2 separate regions of the Mus musculus genome follow, and region 1 is linked to region 2. A link is a contact called in ENCODE Hi-C or POLR2A ChIA-PET data. All regions are on one chromosome and are shown on one strand. The core of a region is the stretch at or near the end of the contact, and the rest is flanking DNA. Distances in the headings are between cores, read along the strand shown.

Region 1 (2,700 bases), core at 3-2,502, 420 kb after region 2:
TGGAGGGGACCATCCCTGGGCAGGTGGTCCTGGATTCTATAGGAAAGCAGGCTGAGCAAGCATCCCCAGCATACTTACCGGGGAGCATGCCAGTAAGTATGGCCTCTTCATCAGCTCCGGCCTCCAGGTGCCAGCCCTGCTTGAGTTCCTGCCCTTACTGCTTTTTCTAATAAACTGTTATATGAAACTGTGAGTAGAATAAAACCCTTTGCAGTGCCCTATAGGAACTTCCAATATCAAACACAACAATGCAGCAGCAACGGGAGAAAGAAAGAAAGAAAGCAATGTTAATCAACATATCAAAAGTTAACATATCAAAACAGTTAAGAGCTAGGGATGTAGCTCAGAGGCAGAGAGACCTGGTGTGTGTGAAGCCTTGGGGCTCAATCCTCATTACAGAGAGAGAGAGAGAGAGAGAGAGAGAGAGAGAGAGAGAGGAGCTACATTATTAGAACCATGAATATTACATAAGTGTGACTCACTGAACTGAGTTGAGCATCTGGTTAATGTGAAAACCCAAGGTGGGTGGATTACAATTTCCCACCCTCAGAAGACTGGAGATTCTCTAGGTGTGGCCCTCCACCCCACAGCATCACCTGAGAGTTTGTATGAAATGCGCATTCTAGGTTCCAGCCCAGATGTTCTGAATCAGAAACTCTCGGTGGGATCGGCACTCTATACTGGAACACACTCTGCTCTAACCCAGTGGCATGCAAACATTTGAAAGCCAGTGGAAGAAACACGTGTGACCATTCAACACGCACGCACGCACCCACCCACGCATGCATGAGCTGTAGCACGAGGCAGTGTGAGAGTGTCTGTTTCTTGTGTGTGAGCCCCAGCTCAGGTCTGGAGAGGGCTCAAAGTGAATATGCGTTCTAGAATTCCAGCCTCAGCCCAGGTCTGGTAGGTCTGGGAAGTTTCTCTGTTTTCTCTTAACCAGCAGGTCCTTTCCTCGAATCTCACAGGGTGAGGGTTTGTGTGCCAAGGTGAGACTGTCATAGTGAGCTGCTAAGTTGCACTGCTCTCATCCAAATTGTATTTTAACTCTGTAACCGAGGACCCCAGAATCCCAGGTCCTATGCTCCTATGACAGGCTCTGTGTTCCAGTGAGGCTCTGTGCAGTTAAGGGCTCTGGTGAACTCAGAGTTGATTCTGTTGGGCTTAGGAACAGAGAAAGCAACTGGAATTTTTCCCTGTGGAAACAAACGCAAGCCAGCCTTCACAGACCTTCTCCCGAACTCTATTTCCATTTACAGCAGACTAGAGGATCCTGAAGACAACTTTCAAAGTCAGATGAAACACACAAAAATATTTTCATGAAAGGATCAAATAGCAAGCGAGAGAGTGAGCAATTGCTTGGCAATGGTCTAGGGGAAACTGGAAATTTGGAGACGCAGGACCTACATCTAGGGCTGTCACTGCCCCTGCGAGGCAGACAGAAGACAAGACAGTACGTTTGTCATTTTATGAAAATACCAGGAAGAAAAAGAAGACTCTCAGGAGATGCCAGTGCTGGGTGAACGGGGCTTCCCGAGGTTGGGGGCGGGGCTTCCCAAGGGCTGTATCCTAGAGAGGACCACGTGTGTGTGTGTGTGTGTGTGTGTGTGTGTGTGTGTGTGTGTGTGTGTTGCTTGCCTGCAGGTCTCAGTTTCTCAGTTCAAGTAACATGACACTGGATTCTATATCTAAACACCTCCAGGCACCTAGTGAGAGTCAAATAAAATCTTCTCCAAAAGAAAATATCGTATTAAGTCTCAAGTTATTTTTGCAAATTAAGCTTTTTAAATCCAAAGTCCAGCACATGACACGAGGTAAAATTGTACCTCTGTAATCGAGGTGACACATTCTTATATTCCAGCATTTGGGAGTCAGATGGAGGAGAACTATAAGTTCAAGGACAACCCTGACTATACAACGCATTCTAGACATAACATAGTTAAGGCATCTTAGAGACAGAGCAGGGGACAACACCACCATTCACCCCTTGTCCTTACAATAAGGCTCAGGTCTGAGCCCTGGACTAAAATTCTGACAGAAGCCAAAGAAACTGTGGAATGCATTGATATATATGAAATAAAATCGCACAGAGTTAGCTGTATGGCGGTCCCCAGTTCAAGAAACATAGCTTCCAATTGCTCTATCGGGACTCTAAGGAATGGAGCAGTCAATCAGAAACTTAGGAAGGGCAAAGACTCCTGGCTGGGGCACTGGCCCTGGGGAAGCATTTGCTGTGGTCCATCTAACTCTGATCCTTGTGTGGCTTCCCAAGCCAACAGCAGACGGACAGACAGAACCCAGCAACATTCAAATAAGGTATTCACGGCTTTCCCATGCAAAAATGAGTTCCCTATTATTTATTCCTTAGGTGCACAGAGAGAGAGACAGGGAGCAGTCTGAAGGAGAGACTGCCACTGACAGACAGCAGTGCACAGTCTTTTGTCATGCACAAATCAAGGCAGGGGGGGGGGCAGTCATTCTTAGCCTGTCTGTGCTGTAGATTTTCCCTTCCTCAGAGCATCAGTACCACAAGTGACCCCTTTGTCTGTGTATCCTCTTCACTTTGAGGCAGGATTCCAGGTTCCTCAGGAGCCATCCAGTATGTGTGTGTGTGTGTGTGTGTGTGTGTGTGTGTGCATGCATGTGTGTATATGCATGCGTGCATGTGTGTGTGCATGCGTGCATGCGTGCGTGTGTATG
Region 2 (2,700 bases), core at 183-2,682:
TAAAATGTAGCGGTGCCATTATGAAGAAAACACTGGGGTAGGTGCCCGGGTAAGGAGGAATGCCAGGAAGTGAAACAGGTGGTATAGGATATCCAAGAAGAGACTGGTGATGCATAGTCTCTGGGGTTTGAAGAGAGCTGTGAGCTGAAAAAAGTGTTTGTAAGTCTGTATATAAATTTGTTAAGATGATGTATCAAGCCAGAATCAACTCAGATTCTTTGAAACTGAGGTCATAACCTCATCTTTAGCTTTTCAGCTTTTCATAGGCCCTGCTGATTTATTAGTTGGGATTACATTCCCTGGCTGTTATAGAGAAATCCACTTGGAGTACTGGCCTCTCTGTTCAGAGACACACACACAACGTTGTGGAAAGCAAAAAGCTCCCATCTTGCCCAACAGAGAAGATATTTTATTCTATCTACAAGTTTATTTTCTCCAGTGACAATCTTGTTCAGCAGTGAATATGACTATTCATCATATGCCCTCTGTAGGCCTTCATGGCTCAGACTCAGTGTTCTTGTGGGATAAGATCTTTCTTCTAAACAATCCTACTTTTCTATTGCTACTTAGACAAAGTGGCATGAACCTACAACAGCAAAATTTACCTTACAGCTCTGGGCATGAGGGCCACTGAGTCAACCTCGAGGAGCTTAGCTACACGTCAACAGAATTATACTGCCTTCTTGATGATCCAAAGGAGACTTGCTTCCCTCCCATCTTCCTATTTCTAGACACCAGCTGCATTCCTTGGCTCTTGGCCCCAGCTCTATCTCTACAAGGCAAGGCAATCCTCTCTATGAAATGCACCCTTGCAGGACCCACCTGTATAACTCCGGCTAACTTCACCATTGAGGAATCAACTGCTTGATAACTTTTATCTCATCAAAAACTTCATCTTTTGTCATAGAGCCTAACATGGTCAGTGGCTCCAGGGACTTGGATATAGAAACTGGGGCAAGGGCATTATTACGACTACTAGTGTTTATCATCGATGGCTCTTAGCATAAAGCCTCCAAGGTAGCAATAGCCAATTGATGGAAACTAATTAACAAATGTATCTTTCAATGCCTCCTTCAGGATGTTTTCCTCTGTCTGCCTGCCTAACTCACTTTTGAAGAGTTTAAAATTAGCATCTCTCTGAGGACTGGAAGGAAGGAAAACCTGAAAGCAGAACAATATTCATTTCCAGGTCTGAATATTATCATCTATATCTCAAGATGTAGAGGAGTCTCCTCTTAAGCTGCATTCTAGGATATGAGAAATATCACACATAAAGGTGTGGAGCTCGTTAGGAGGGAAGGATACTTTTGGTCTGACTGGACTTTTGCTACTGAGTTCTACTTACTAGTGTTGAAATTTCCTCCACCTCTAACATGACTGTCCTCTGAGAGGCTTCACACAAAAGCTGACTCAGATACAGACACTCACAGCCAAACAGTGGGTGGAGTTGGGGGACTCTCAAGGAAGAACACAGGGAAAGATTGTGGGCCCCAAAGGGAATAGGAACTCCACAGGAAGACAAACAGAGTCAACTACCCTGGACCCTTGGGCTTCTCAGAGACTGAGCTACCAACCAAAGAACATATACAGACTGGACCTAGGTCTCCTCACATATATGTAGCAGATATGCAGCTTGGTCTTCATGTGGGTCAGGAACAACTTGAGCAGGGTAAAAAGCTGTTCCCTGTCAATGGGATATGTTCTTCTAGCTGGGCTGCCTGGTCTGCCTCAGTGGAAGAGGATGCACCTAGCCCAGAAAACACTTGATGTAGCAGGGTAGCTGGATACCCAGAGGAGCCCTAACCACTCAGATAAGAAGGGAGGAGGACGAATTATGGGAGAAGGTGCCAGGAGGGGGTGTAGTAAGCAGGATATAAAGTGAATAGATGATGGCGATGAAGATGATAGATAGATAGATAGATAGATAGATAGATAGATAGATAGATAGATAAGAAGGAAGAAAGAAAGAGAGAGGGGAGAGAGGGAATGAGGGAGGGAGGGAGGGAGGGAGGGAGGGAGGGAGGGAGGGAGGGAGGGAGGGAGGAAGGTCCTCCACCTTAATCCAGAGAACCAAAATGGAAGTTAAACCTTCTGACCAATGTTAACCAATGTTAAAATAAGTTTTAAGTGCATTGTCAAGAACCTGTGTAAGATTCAAAGTCAGACCATCATAACATGGGAAGCAAACAGCAAAGTTCTTTGACCACTCTCCTGCTATTGCCCGTCACCTTGTCCCTGATACACTTTATTTTATACTAGTGATTCTATGCCTTTTCTGCTACTTCATGAGCTTCATACAAGCAGTGCTCATTTGTCTTCTAACTCGTCATTGTAACTCAGTCCTTGGCACACATTAAGTGGCATATGACTGTCCAACTATTATTCATGTTCATACTGAGGGAGAGTCAGCGTTCATGTGAACTGCATGAATGCACACATTCACGTTAGATTTGGGGGATGCATACTTCTATGAGGTTCCTGGGTGGTAGCCTTTGAATATGATCCTTTGACTCATGTACAGACTTCTAGATTATCTCAGACACACAATTGTTTTTCAGCTAACTGAAACAAACTGTAGCTTCCCACACAATGAAATAAGAACTCTGCACATCACCGCTGTGCTCTGAAAACTGTCACTGTGGTGCTGACAAAGCTGAGGCAGATGGAAAATTTCCCTTTAGTGTATCTTCACCAAAAAGC

The links. A loop is a pair of places that touch in the nucleus more often than their neighbours do. ChIA-PET counts read pairs that join two places held with the same protein, here RNA polymerase II (POLR2A).
Region 1: a loop to region 2 is called in a map of T-helper 17 cell, with 2.7 times the contacts of the local background. The contact joins two enhancer-like sites. A Hi-C loop is called at or near these places in 3 of 37 maps with a recorded cell type or tissue (T-helper 1 cell, T-helper 17 cell and T-helper 2 cell). POLR2A ChIA-PET finds 5 or more read pairs at or near these places in 1 of 5 experiments (Patski).

What each region holds. Positions count from the first base shown.
Region 1 is chr13:111,405,644-111,408,343 of GRCm38, forward strand. No RefSeq gene overlaps it. Among named protein-coding and RNA genes, the nearest start is that of Gpbp1, 83 kb to the right of the region's middle. Within about 2 kb of position 1,253, at least 1 of the 3 ENCODE cell types and tissues checked has a DNase peak (open chromatin) inside an H3K27ac peak, as active enhancers do.
Region 2 is chr13:110,988,200-110,990,899 of GRCm38, forward strand. No RefSeq gene overlaps it. Among named protein-coding and RNA genes, the nearest start is that of 4930526H09Rik, 86 kb to the left of the region's middle. Within about 2 kb of position 1,433, at least 1 of the 3 ENCODE cell types and tissues checked has a DNase peak (open chromatin) inside an H3K27ac peak, as active enhancers do.